2 separate regions of the Homo sapiens genome follow, and region 1 is linked to region 2. A link is an interaction called in ENCODE POLR2A ChIA-PET data of the cell type or tissue named here. Cell type or tissue: Caco-2. All regions are shown on one strand.

The links. ChIA-PET counts read pairs that join two places held together with the same protein. Peaks named below come from ENCODE experiments on the same cell type or tissue, not always from the same donor. Only the 100,000 strongest peaks of a DNase experiment are listed, where the experiment ranks them.
Region 1: POLR2A ChIA-PET joins it to region 2 with 5 read pairs; 2 of 35 experiments call an interaction of 5 or more read pairs at or near these places.

Annotation. Positions count from the first base shown.
Region 1 is chr19:5,474,969-5,478,968 of GRCh38, reverse strand. No RefSeq gene overlaps it. Among named protein-coding and RNA genes, the nearest start is that of ZNRF4, 22 kb to the right of the region's middle. RefSeq lists a silencer at 1,706-1,923 and an enhancer at 2,519-2,688. In Caco-2, no CTCF peak of the experiment used is centred here; no DNase peak of the experiment used is centred here.
Region 2 is chr19:5,580,343-5,584,342 of GRCh38, reverse strand. No RefSeq gene overlaps it. Among named protein-coding and RNA genes, the nearest start is that of TINCR, 14 kb to the right of the region's middle. In Caco-2, no CTCF peak of the experiment used is centred here; a DNase peak (open chromatin) is centred at 2,247.

The DNA.
Region 1 (4,000 bases), 110 kb after region 2:
ACATCTTGATTTAACTGAGGGCTGCTGGCTACAGAGGATTTAACTGAGGGCTTCAGGAGCTATTGCATGAAGCCTGCTTGAAACTCTTACATCTGCTGATCCCTCTGGTGTCCGTTGCTTTTCCTTTCCTCTCCCTCCTCAGTAGAGGCTCTTCGAGGCACCCCTGGGGAGGTCATGTAGGATCTGAATTCAAATCCCAACTGTGCTGTGTGACCTTGGGGAAGCGTCTTCCCCTCTCTGGGCTCAGCATTCTTATCGGAAACCCGGGGCTAATAGCAGTAGGGTTGTGCAGGCACATGGAGCAGGCATAGATAGGAGAAAGTCCAGCGCTGACTGAACACGCGGTGGGCTTTTAACTATTTTTCTTACTGTTTTTATGTCGCCTTCTGACTGCAGAGAGAGCGAGAGAGAGCGGGGCGGGGAGGCTGCCATCTCTCCCCGGAGCCATTCCCGCAATTCCCGGACCCAATCCAGCGGCCTCCCTCTTCCACAGGCGCCGCAGGGACGGGTTTGATGGACATGTTTTTTGCACGGAAAAAAGCTGGAGGAATTGTATTTTGCCAAAAGTGTCAGCCGGAGAGAAAATATTTCCCGCATCTCTGGCGAGTGTTGACGGGCAGCAGCCAGCGCGCTGCTGGGGGGGTGGGCGGCAGGGGGCTGCACACATCCGGGGGCCGCCGCCCCCACCTCTGTCCCAGCTGCCTCATCAGCCTCCGAGACGCCCCCCTGCAAGCCTGTCCACACCCCGCCCCTCCCCTCCAGCCCCCTGCCTAGCTTTTCCCCTCCGACATCCTCTCTCAGACACCCCAGCCTCTCTCTCTTTCTTTCTCTCCTCCGTAAGTATGGAATGAGTAAATGATATTGGAGCTGTGATTTGCAAAATGAGGCGTTTGCCTGGACAAGGGGGTGAGCAGGAGGCACCATCAGTGCCAAGGCCCTGGGGCAGGACAGACCCTGGCGTGTTGGAGGAACAGCGAGGGGGCTCGTGTGGCTGCAGCAGAGTGAGGAGGGGGAGAGGAGGGGGTGAGGAGGAGGAGAGGGCAGGGAGGGGACAGGGCAAAGTAGGGAAGGGACAGGGCAAGGTGTGCAGGGCTTTACGGGCTGTGGGGAGGACTTCGGGTTTTATTCAAGTGGTACTAGGGATCCCTGGGAGGGATTTGAGTAGGAGAGGGACGTGATCTACTTTATGAATAAACAGATCCCACTGTCTGTGTTGGGGGAATGGGTTGGAGGGGGGCAGAGTGGTGGCCTGGAGGTGGAGGAAGAGAGCCCTGTACCCTCCCTTGGCTCAGGGCACTGGCGAAGGGCCAGGGGACTCAGAACCAACTCTGTCTGCGCCTCGTGTCAGCAGAATCGCTTGAAATTCAAAATAAAGCAGACCATTCCAAAGAAAGCAGGCCAGGTGCAGTGGCTCATGCCTGTAATGCCAGCACTTTGGGAGGCCAAGGTGGGTGGATCTCTTGAGGTCAGGAGTTTGAAACCAGCCTGGTCAACATGGCAAAAACATGTCTCTACTAAAAAAAAAAAAAAAAAAAAAAAATTAGCCAGGTGTGGTGGCGTGCGCTTGTAGTCCCAGCTACTTGGGGGAGCTGAGGCAGGAGAATGGCTTGAACCTGGGAGGTGGAGGTTGCATTGAGCTGAAATCACGCCATTGCACTCCAGCCTGGGCTACAGAATGAGACTCCGTCTCAAAAAAAAAAAAAAAAAAAGAAAGAAAAGAAAGAAAAAGAAAAAGAAAAAGAAAAAAAGAAAAGATTAAAAATAAACCAGACTGGGCCTCTGTAAGTTAGGGTTTTAGAGCAACAGAGAGATGCGTCCAGCAGCCTTCACTTCAGCGTTGACAGACAAATAACCAGAAATGACCAGAAACCCGTCACTGGGGGGCAGGTGACCTCTATCATCCCTGAAAAGGAAGGCTATGCAGCCGTGATGAAGGGTGAGGTCTGGTGTGGTAGCGGACGAGGACTCACATCCTGGACACGTGGGTGGGGGCCGGAGGACAGAGCAGAATGACACCGGAGAACATTCCAGAAGCATCCACACCAGAACGTCAAGGGGGGTCACCCCAGGGAACAGGATTGTGGCAGGGGGTTTATTTTGCTTCATTTTATTCTTTTAAAAAATGTATTTTTAGAGATGGAGGTCTTGCTATGTTGTCCAGGCTGGTCTTGAACTCCTGGCCTCAAATGATCCTCTCCCCTCAGCCTCCCAAAGTGCTGGGATTACAGGTGTGAGCCACCGCACCCGGCCGCCTCTCCTTTTTTTTTTTGAGACAGAGTCTCGCTCTGTCGCCCAGGCTGGAGTGCAGTGGTGCAATCTTGGTTCACTGCAAGCTCCTCCTCCCGGGTTCACACCATTCTCCTGCCTCAGCCTCCCGAGTAGCTGGGACTACAGGCGCCCGCCATAACATCCGGGTAATTTTTTGTATTTTTAGTAGAGATGGGGTTGCACCGTGTTAGCTAGGATGGTCTCGATCTCCTGACCTAGCGATCTGCCCGCCTCGGCCTCCCAAAGTGCTGGGATTACAGGTGTGAGCCACTGTGCCTGGCCCCGCTTCTTCTTATATAAGTGCACCAGTTGTTAGATTTTGGGCCACTCTACATCCAGGATAATTTCATCTGCAAAGACCCTATTTCTTTTTTTTTCTTTTTCTTTTTGGAGACAGGGTCTTGCTCTGTCGCCCAGGCTGGAGTGCAGTGGTGCAATCATAGCTCACTGCAGCCTCAAACTCCCAGGCTCAAGCAAACCTCCCACCTTAGCCTCCCGAGTAAGCTGGGACTACAAGGTGCGAGCCACCATGCCCGGCTAATTTTTGTAGTTTTTGGAGAGACAGGGTTTCACCGTGTTGTCCAGGCTGGCAAAGATGCTATCTCTAAATACAATGCCATTCTGAGATTTTGGATGGACGTGAATTTGATGGGGCAGACGAGCGTGCTTCTCCCTCCCTCCCTCCCTCCCTCCTTTCCTTCCTTCCTTCCTTCTTTTTTTGACGGAATCTTGCTCCATTGCCCAGGCTGGAGTGCAGTGGCATGATCTCAGCTCACTGCAACCTCCGCCTCCGAGGTTCAACCAATTCTCCTGCCTCAGCCTCCTGAGTAGCTGGGATTACAGGCACATGCCACCATGCCCAGCTAATTTTTGTATTTCTAGTAGAGACGGGGTTTCGCCACGTTGGCCAGGCTGGTCTCGAACTCCTGACCTCATGATCCGCCCCCACCTCAGCTTCCTAAAGTGCTGGGATTACAGGCTGAGCCACCATGCCCGGCCTAGGAGTGTGCTTTTCAACCCACTACATCATGTAACATAATACAGTCTAAGGATTCTGTTCTAAGAATTAGGATGTGGACATCTTTGGGCGGCATTGTTCTGTCTGCTGCACCACCCTGTCCATCTGATTTTGTCCCTCCCCTGCTGAAAGCCCTGCCATGACTTGCTATTTCCTTAGATCAAGATTAAAACTCTAGGGCTCTGGCAGGGCACAGTGGTTCACACCTGTAATCCCTGCACTTCAGGAGGCTGAGGCAGGAGAATTGCTTGAGGCCAGGAGTTCAAGACCAGCCTGGGCAACATAGCGAGATCCGATCTCTGCAAAAAATTAAAAAAAAATTAGCTGGGTGTGATGGCATGTGCCTGAGGTCCCAGCTACTCAGGAGGCTGAGGTGGGAGGATCGCTTGAGGCCAGGAGATCGAGACCAGCCTGGGCAACATAGCAAGACCCCATTTCTACAAAATAATAATAATAGAAATAATAATGAAAGCTGTCACTGTTGTCTTCAGTGTTCTGGGGGGTCCAGAACCCCCAATCAGGTCCTTCTCCTCTGCTTTCCTCCCAGCTCACTCCAGCCACACTGTCTGTCTGGCATTCTTCAAATAGGCCAAGCTTTTTAGAAGCAATCCAGCCTGGAATGCCCTTTCTTGCCCTAGAGCATCTCAAGGCTGCTCCCCACTCAACTGGAACTCCAAGGTCACCTCTTTAGAGTAGCCGTCCCAGACTACCTGG
Region 2 (4,000 bases):
ATTTTGTTATGTATCATTTCCCATCGTTTTAAAGACATTTTTAAAGGGGAGGGGGAGCTGTGGGGGCATCACGGGAATGAGAGCCACTGGGGCAGAAACAGGGAGCTTCTTGAGAGCAAGTTTAGGAGCCAACTGCCTGGCACCCAGCCTTCTCACTACCTGCCTGCCCACGGGCAGGTCATTACTGTCTGCTTTAGCTGCTTTAACTGGAAGGAGGGAGTAATCATTGTAGTTGCCATATGGGATCTTTACAAAGATTAGTTAATCCACATAAAAAGCTTGGCATACAGTAAATGCTTAATACATGTTGGCAGGCCCTGGGGAGCCCTACAGGAATAGAGCCTCGGGTGCTCATGTTTCACAGGGGCCCTGGCGAAATGCAATGCCAGAGGTCTGGAGGGGGTCCCGGTGAGGAAATGACCAGCTCCAGCCATACAGAAAGAAAACAGCAGAATCAGAATTAAGACCTTATGGCCTGGCGCGGTGGCTCATGCCTCGAATCCCAGCACTTCTGGAGGCTGAGGCGGGTAGGTCACCTGTGGTCAGGAGTTCGAGACCAGCCTGGCCAACATGGGGAAACCCCCATTTCTACTAAAAATACAAATATTAGCCAGGCATGGTGGTGGGTGCCTGTAATCCCAGCTACTCGAGAGGCTGAGGCAGGAGACTTCTTGAACCCTGGGGGGCGGAGGTTGCAGTGAGCCGAGATCGCGCCACTTCACTCTAGTCCCGGGTGAAAGAGCGAAACTCCATCTCAAAAAAAAAAAAAAAAGAAAGAAAAAGTAGAATTAAGACCTTACGAAATGTCTCCACAGCTACAAAATGTGTCAACTTCACCAATTGCTAAATTTTGTATTCATAAAGATTTCATTACATTTCAAAACAGCTCCTAGGTTAGATTTTCTTATTCCCAAGGAACTCCCAAGCCTCCACGATGATTGCCAGTCTCAAATTGCATGCATGACTCCTAGTCACATAATTTCAAAGGCAAAGTTAGAACAGGGCCTTTTGATTCCAAAAAAACCCAACAACCATAAAGTCGACGTTTAACGGGGATGCCGTGCCTTTTAACAGGTTTGCCGGATTGAGGGGCAGGGCTTCCTTGAGTCCCAGTGACCCACGGGAGAGGTGAGGCTGTTCCTACCTGGTCATACGATGGTGACAAATCAGGGTTCGGATTCTGCTCTCACTGCTGGGTGGGTTCAGACCTCAGCCCTTCAGCCATTTCTTTGGTCAGCTGGGTGGACTAGGAGAGCTTTTCTCTTTGTTTTTTGAGATGAAGCCGTGCCGTGTTGCCCAGGCTGGAGTGCAGTGGCACAATCTTGGCTCACTGCAACCTCCGCTTCCCGGGTTCAAGCGATTCTCCTGCTTCAGCCTCCCAAGTAGCTGGGATTACAGGTACCTGCCACCATGCCTGGCTAGTTTTTGTATTTTTAGTAGAGATGGGGTTTCCCCATGTTGGCCAAGCTGGTCTCAAACTCGTGGCCTCGGGTGATTCTCCTGCCTTGGCTTCCCAAAGTGCTGGGATGACAGGCATGAGCCACCACACCCAGCCACGAATTCCTTCACCTTAATCACATCTGCAAGGTCCCTTTGTCTTGGAGACCAATGTGTTCATAGGTCCCAGGGATTAGGACGTGGGCATCCTTGTCCGTCACCCTGGTGTACAACAGAATCCACTTTGGGAAGCACCTGATGTGCTTACCAGTCAAGCAAGTTAGACATCTCTAGTCCCCCTGGCCAGCCACCAATTTATATGAGGACACCTACGGACGCCACACAACATCACCAAACCCAGACATAGCCCAGTGCAGCTCCCTGGGAAACTGGAGTCAATTCCTGGGAAAGTCAAGCGCAGAAGAAGGTTCTGAGCCCGAGGGAGGCTGAGACCCGCCCAGAGGTAGCGAGCCATGGAGCTGAGGCTGCAGCCCGAGGTCCCTTCTCCTCAGCCTCCCCGGTTGTCAGGGCACCCCGTGCCGCGGTCACACGGTGGTGAAGGGATAGGTGTTTGGGGCACCAGTGAGCAAGCTGCGTACGTGAGTGTGTACATAATTTTGCACATGCGCTTGGCCTTTAGAGTTGACCCCAAGGATAACTCTACATGTCCTACAGTGCTTCCAGAGACAGCAATACTGGGCCAGAAACTGCCCCTAAATTACTCCCGGGAGCACCAAGAGCCGCTTCTCCGTACTCCTCAAATCCTCGTGAGATGCAGCTGCCCTGTGTTTGCCTCCACCTGCAAATATTGACACAGCAGCTGCCGGGTTCAGTGGAGCATAAGGTACTGAGGACCCGAGACATTGCCCTCCTGGGAGAGCTTCCTGGGTGGTCTGTGAACCAGGGCCCGGTGGCTCATGCCTGTAATCCCAGCACTTTGGGAGGCTGAGGTGGGAGGATCACTGGAGCCCAGGAGTTTGAGAGCAGTGTGGGTAATGTAGCAAGACCCCATCTGTACAAAAAAATAAAATTGGCTGGGCTGCTGGTGTACACCTGTAGTCCCAGCTACCCACGAGGCTGAGGAGGGAGGATCACTTGGGCTCAGGAGGCAGAGGCTGCAGTGAGCTGTGATCACACCACTGCACTCCAGCCTGGGCGACAGGGCTGTCTCAAAAAAGAACAGCGTGGCACTGGCTGTGACTGAGGAGACCAGCCACACATGCCCAGCCCCTTCAAATTCTGCCCCCTGCAAGAGGTCTCCTCTGACCACTGGATCAGCAGCGCCTCATCACCCTCTGCCTTGTCACACCTGCCTGTCCTCGTGGCTCTGACCACTCGCTAAAGCATTGTTTATTGTCGGCACTCTCCACCACATAAGCATCGTTGGGGCAGGCATCTGCATCTCCCCAGTGCACAGCCTTTTAAAATACAGGTTTTGGCCGGGCGCGGTGGCTCATGCCTGTAATCCCAGCACTTTGGGAGGGTGAGGCGGGTGGATCACCTGAGCTCAGGAGTTTGAGACCAGCCTGGCCAACATGGTGAAACCCCGTCTGTACTAAAAACACAAAAATTAGCCGGGTGTGGTGGTAGGCACCTGTAGTCCCAGCTACTCAGGAGACTGAGACAGGAGAATCGCCTGAACACAGAGATGGAGGGTGCAGTGAGCTGAGGTCGCACCACTGCACTCCAGCCTGTGTGACAGAGCGAGACTCCATAAAAAAAAAAAAAAAAAGCAGGTTTTGGCCGGGCACGGTAGCTCACGCCAGTAGTCCCCGCACTTTGGGAGGGTGAGGTGGGCAGATCACCTGAGGTCAGGAGTTCGAGACCAGCCTGGCCAACATGGTGAAACCCCATCTCTACTAAAAATATGAAAATTAGCTGGGCATGGTGGCGCATGCCTGTAATCCCAGCTACTAAGGAGGCTGAGGCAGGAGAATCGCTTGAACCTGGGAGGCGGAGGTTGCAGTGAGTCAAGATCGCACCACTGCACTCCAGCCTGGGAGACAGAATGAGACTCCATCTCAAAAAAATAAAAAAGTGCTTTATGCAATATCTGGCATACAGTAGGTGCATAGCAAGTGGTTGTGGTTCTTTGAATTTTTTTAGCAAGAGACAGGTCTAAACCAGGGCTTCCCACTCCTTGCCCAACAGAAATCCCTCCCCTCTGCCCTTTAAGAAATTAAGTGTGGCCCATAGACTTAGGGAAGGGGAATCGCTGGGCTCGATTTCTACTGCAGCTGTAATCTATAATGTTGCATTACAGTTTTTAAAACAAGAGGCCCCTCTTTGGCCTCTCAAATGCTGCACGCTGTGGAGTTAAGTGCTGGAAGCCACTGATGGTGTCTCTCGGCTTCTTCCAGTCTTGGAATCATAGCCACCTCGTGCCAACGAGCTGTGAAACTACTGGGGTGCCCCGTGTACCCAGCCACAGAAAACGCATATCAGGCCTCGCGGGGAGCTCGTAAAAGGCACTGAAGCTTCCCCTGCGTGTATGCTGCCGGCCACAGCAGACCAAATATTTACAGACTCAGCTGAAATGAAACCCAGCAGGGTGGATCTCACA